Regions from separate parts of the Homo sapiens genome. Here region 1 is linked to region 2. A link is a contact called in ENCODE Hi-C data. All regions are on one chromosome and are shown on one strand. Each heading gives the region's core, a stretch centred on a gene start or an enhancer-like site at or near the end of the contact. The rest is flanking DNA. Distances are from core to core; before and after follow the strand shown. Region 1 holds the start of KRT86-AS2 (KRT86 antisense RNA 2). Region 2 holds the start of ACVR1B (activin A receptor type 1B).

Region 1 (2,841 bases), core at 202-2,701, 330 kb before region 2:
ATGAGACTTTTCTGTTTACACAAGAAGAGGGCCTTTTGGATACCTGTCCTCTGGGCAGGCACCCAGAAGAACACAGCAGACACTCTGGCACTAGAGTGCCTTAAAAAGTAAAGCCCAAGCCTCTGGCCAATGACGCACTTCAGCCCCACCCAGGGACATAGAAAGCAGAAACTATTGTTGCATTGATGATGTAATTTCATGCAATAGAAAGGAATGTGGGCTCACTGTACAGAAGCTTCTCTTGGGTCTGTGTGGCAGGGAAAGAACCCAGAAATCCAGCCTTTATCTAGCCACCCCACTCTATCTTCCGACCACCAAAATCCAATGCCTTGTAAAAACTCGGACCAACTTACACCCTGGATCTGAAGTAGAGACAGAGCTGGAGCCTCCGTCTGATTTCACAGCCCACAATTTCCTCCACCATAGTGTGTTGTTCCTCTGCCCGCCACCAGATCATATTAACACAACTCGGTGGCCCAATTGTGTGTTAAACCAGAACCCAAGCTTGGGCCACCCAATTGTGTTCATCTCTCTCCAGCCCCCATCTGCAAGGGCCACCTGTCTTCAAATGCCCCATCAGGGTGATAGAAGGCACTGGCCCAATCCCCATCTCACCCTTTTCTGTTTCTGCTCGGTTTCCTCGTCTATGGCCCACCTCCCTACCCAGAACCTCATCTCCAGGAATCCTAGAGTGTCTTCCTCACCATCCTGTCCCCTGAACCAAGCACTATGAGGCCATTCAGTAAGTATGTGTAGAGTGAATGGATGGATGGAGAATGGAATTCTCAGCTCTGCTGCCCAGAAGCTATGGGCCCCAGGCTAGACTCTTCTGCATGAATGAACCCTTTCTCTCGCTTTCCCCATGGACTCCGGGCTCCCCATCCTAAAGACTCTGGTTCTATAATATCGAATCATCATATACTTAAGTCACATAGACCCTCACAGCAGGAGGGGAGGAGGTTGCTTCCTGGTACTGTTCTCGCCCTGACCCCTCCACCGCAGCCAGGTTTGTCTGTGCTCTGGGAATGGCCTGGAGAATCCGGGTTTAAACTCCTGGCAGCTCAGACCACTCCACAACTTTTTATTGCAGAGAAGTCCCTGGAAAGAAGGGGTGGGAACAGTTCAGAGGGGCAGGGTTCTTGGTCCAGGTAAGCTGGCCACCTCTACCCAATGGCACCAGCGTCCAGGCCATCTGCACTGGGGATGGTCAGTCATAGTCCTGTAAGCTGTGCTCCAACGCCTCACGTCCCGGTGTGGGAGGCAAAAAGGAAAGATGATGTGGGGTCAGCTCTATGGGAGGGGGCATCTGACACAAGAGGGCTAAGTCTTTAGGGCAGAAGCTGAGGGTTCCTTGTCTTCTCCGGAGGGAGGCGGGAAGGGTTCAACATCTGCGGGAGCTGTGTAGCTAAAGCCCACGGACACAGCCGGGAGAGCCGCAGAGCGCGTAGCCGCCGCCAGGGGCGCTCGTCTCCAGGGCGCCGGAGCCTGCTCGGGGCTGGAGCAGGCAGGCGGAGCCCGGCTGAACGGAGGACGACTGTCCGAGGGAGGAAAGCCCTTCCTCCCCCCACCCCAAGCCCCAGAAGACAGACTTGCAGACATCTCCTCCAGATACACAGACCCTCCTCCCCACCAGGAGACAGATGTACAAACTCCCCGAAAGGAACAGGTAAACAGACCTCTCCCCAGAGAACAGACCACAGGACCCCCTTCCCCACACACGCAAACGCAGTCACCCCCGAGAGAAGAAATAGCCCCCGACAAAAGGAGAGGCACAGAGGGAGCTGTCACAGACACAGGAACAGAAACACAGCCCTTCTGCCTTCTCAAGAGGAGGCACGCCAAGGTGTGGACGGGGAAGGAGGGAATAAGGAGAATAAGATAATAAGATAAGATCCGACCATGCCAGCCTACTGTTTACTTACTGATGCTCCTTGCCCCAAATCCCAGACCAAGCCAGCGGAAAGAAGGAAGCAGGTGAGTCCATCTGTCTACTAGGTTTGGTATTCTGCATTCCCCAGGACACACACTCCTGACCCTCCCAGACAGCAGTCCTTCCACCCTGCAAGCTCCCTGGCGCTCTCTGATCACTCCTGCCTTAAATTCATATAACTCACTTTTGTTGATGACTTTTTGGAGGAAAGAGAAGACCAAAAAAAAAAAAAAAAAAACTACACTTTCTTTGGCCTGACTTGATCTTGGAAGGTGAGACCGTGAGGGAACATTTTAAACCTCTACAGGAGACCCCAGAGCAGGTAGCTCCATAATCTGAAGACTAGTGTGTGTCCCTAAAGCTGTCACTTAACCTCTCTGAAACTTACCCCTCATCTGTAAAATGGGGATAATAGGACCTCCCTGCCAGGGTTTTGTGAGGTGTTAAAGGAGGTGATCAATGCAATATGCCTGTGGCATGGGTGATCAGTTCCCCCTCCCTCCCCTAGCCTGGTGACAGCCCTTGTCTCCTACTGTTGTCTACTGAGTTGAAAGCCAAGCCCCACCTGGTCATGTAACCCCACCTTCCCCAGGCCTGGGGAGAGGGGCAGAGTTGAGAAGAAGGCACTTCACACAGAGACCTTATTCCCACTGGCTAGGCCTTGGTCCCTGCAGCTGTCTCCATGGACAAACCGGCCCCTGGTCTCTGATACTGGGGTGGATGACTATGGGTCACCCCGTCCCAGGTGCCAAAAGTACACATCAGCTAGAACTTTTTGTTCAAAGGGCTGTAAGATGGTGAGAGAAACCTAGCTCTAGAGGAACGAGTTCCTGGATACCTAGGTCATCTCTCTCCACCCTTCCCTGGCTGATGAGCGTGGTGCTGCCCTGTGCCCCTGCACTCCTCACTGC
Region 2 (2,733 bases), core at 106-2,605:
GCCAAATATAACCTTCATCTGCTACCCCAAGGCCAAAACACATTCGCCAAGACTCTCTTAAATGAAATATTTTAGGGTTTCATCTGCTCTTCTCAGCCCCCAAAGCCTCAAAAACAACACAGCCAGCGAAGTGTCCCGCAAAAAGGTACCCGCTTCTACAGAGAGGAGAGTGGGGGGGTGGTATAAGGCGAGCCGCAGACTGTGGGGATTGGGAGGTAAGGGGTGTGTGAGGGTGGGCGGGCTGGGAAGAGGCATCGTGTAGGAAGGTAAATAAGTACTGACCAAGGGCCGGGAATACAGTCCAGTGGTGGGATCTTTAAATAATCTTGGGGGTTTGGAGACAGGTTCCAGGATTTCACCTGAAAGGCATCCACAAAGTGATTAACTGAATGGGCCCCCCGGGGTAGGGTGGGGGAGGCGAGGAGGAAAGCAAATACACCTAGATTCACATCAACCCTTGGGGAACTCGGTTCCATAGGGTTAGGGATTCCAAAGCCAGGCTCCAAAAAGGTTTAGGGGCCTGTTCGTCCCACTTCCTCCAAATAGCCTCCACGGGGCATGAGTGCCGGAGGGCGGAGGGGGGATTGCCCCACTGAACTCAAGGGATTGAGTGAAGGGGAAATGTGACTCCCTTTCCCAGAACATTAGGGAGGCAGTGGAGGGAGGGGAAGAAACACGCCAAGTGCAGGACCTGAAGGAAAGGTTAGAGACCCCTTCCCCTACAGTCTGAGGTGCGCGGACTCTCAACATCAGGTTCCCTCGGAGAGGCTAAGACCCCACCGCCCGAACCCCACAGTCTTGGCGGGAGAAAGACGCCCCCCAGGAGCACCTGGAGGGAGGGAAGAAAGCCCCCCGCCCCTGGACACGGTGAAGGGCAGAAACCACGGACCTCCAAATCTTGGAGCTGGAGGCTCAGACTCCCCTCTCTGGAACACGAGGGCGCTGGGAGCGCGACCCCTGAGAACTGCCCGAATCCAGTTCCGCCTGGAACAGGGCTCGGGTCCCCAGGGGCCCGGCGTGAGCTCCGTCGCCGCCGGGCGGCTGCGCCTCGGAGATCGGGGAAGCTGACTGGGGGTCACCCCGACTCCTCTGCGCCCCCCACCCGGCCATATTGTGCTCGTGGGGAGGGGGCGCGCTGTAGTCCAGCGGCCGCGGCTCGAGGCCTCGCCCTTGCCGGGCCCTCTCCATCCCGGCCCCCGCCCCCCGTCCCAGGACTCACCCTGGACCCCCCGGGGCCCGGACCCGCCGCTGCCGGCGAGCAGGAGGACAACAAGGGGGAAGAAGGAGGAGGCTCCGGCCGACTCCGCCATAGTAACCACCGCCGCCGCCGCCGCCGCCGCAGCCCAGCAGCGCCCAGCGCGCGCGCGCGCGCCCCCGGCGCCTCCCCTCCTCCCGCGGCCCGGCTCCCGCCTCCCTCTCCTCCGCCCGGCGCCTGCACGTGCGCTCCCGGCGGAGCCGGCGCCGCGGCCGCCGCGCGCGCCCCCGAAGGGCGGGGCCGGGGCGCGCGCGGGCGCCCGCCTTAAAGGGGAGTGTCCCTGTTAAAGGGGTGGGCGGGGCTCACGCCTCGGCCAACTTCGCGGATCGGTGCCGAGCCCGGCGCGGAGGAGGCCGGAGCCGAACGTGCAGTCTCCTCCCTCTCCTGCACCCCACGCAGTGCAGAATTATCTTATCAGAGTCGATCCCCCGCCCCCGTCGAATATTCTACGAATCCCGTGCGTGTTCCAGTTCCTCCATCCCTGCGCCTAGCCTCAAGCCCCCAGCGCGTCCCCTGGGATCATCGCCGCGGTCTCCTAACTGGTTTCCCTGCCTCGCCTCGCCCCCTGCCATCCTCTGGACGCGGCAGCCTGTGTGATGGAATCGCGGCACGCGCCTTTTCAGAACATAGCAAAGCTCTTTATTGATGACAGTATGGGTGAGGGTGCCGTGTGAGGCACTCTGATTGGGCTGGTAGGTAGAACCCTTTTGGTAAACAATTGGCATTATGCATCAAATGCCTTAAAATCTTCATATCCATTTACCCAGTATTGTCCCCTGTCCTCAAGAAATAATAAGAGGACAGATGTTTATGAAAAATGTTAACTGTATATTTATCATTGTAAAAAAGGTAGAAACTAAGTAGACAATAATAGAAAATGTTAAATTATGGCCCATCCATATGATGGAACATTATTTAGTAATTTAAAATCCTGTTTACAAAAACTATTGACATGAGAAAATGCTTACAAGATAATGTTAAATTAAAAAAGCAAAATGCAACACTGTTTACAGTATTATTCAAATTGTACTGATAATATGTGTTTATAGGAAAAAAAGACTGGAAGGATATTTACCCAATAGTAACAGTAGTTATTGCCATAATTTTTTTACTTTTAACATTTCAATAATTTCTAAATATTTTTCAAATAAATGTTACTTTCAAATCTAGAAGAAATGCTTAAGAAAGTAAACAAATCACTCCGTATCTTTCTGAAAAGAGGTCAGTTTCTTTAGCTTGAGAAAGAACTTGATATAAAGGAAAGGGCAGAATTTTTGCAGCCAGAGAATTCTGGATCTGAATTCTGCTTCCTACTAACTAGCTGTGAAAACTTGGGCAAGGTTTGAACCTCTCTAAGCACAGCTTCACCATCTGAGATCTAGGGGTGGAAAGGATGGCCAAGAGATAGGGAGAACAGTTGCTTAAATGGAATTCTCACCTTCTAAGTTTCACCAACCTGAAGAACTCCCATCGTCATA

What was found. A loop is a pair of places that touch in the nucleus more often than their neighbours do. Pooled maps may share reads with other maps.
Region 1: a loop to region 2 is called in a map of ascending aorta, with 5 times the contacts of the local background. The contact joins the promoter of KRT86-AS2 here to the promoter of ACVR1B in region 2. A Hi-C loop is called at or near these places in 1 of 168 maps with a recorded cell type or tissue (ascending aorta) and 4 of 50 pooled maps.

What each region holds. Positions count from the first base shown.
Region 1 is chr12:52,277,766-52,280,606 of GRCh38, reverse strand. KRT86-AS2 (KRT86 antisense RNA 2) reads left to right here and starts at 1,451. Exons shown (of 2, transcript NR_199073.1): 1 at 1,451-1,666. All of the region lies in intron 2 of KRT86 (keratin 86), which reads right to left. RefSeq lists an enhancer at 1-530.
Region 2 is chr12:51,950,321-51,953,053 of GRCh38, reverse strand. ACVR1B (activin A receptor type 1B) reads right to left here and starts at 1,355. Exons shown (of 9, transcript NM_004302.5): 1 at 1,220-1,355. The coding sequence starts at 1,310. RefSeq lists silencers at 1,361-1,410, 1,441-1,500 and an enhancer at 958-1,577.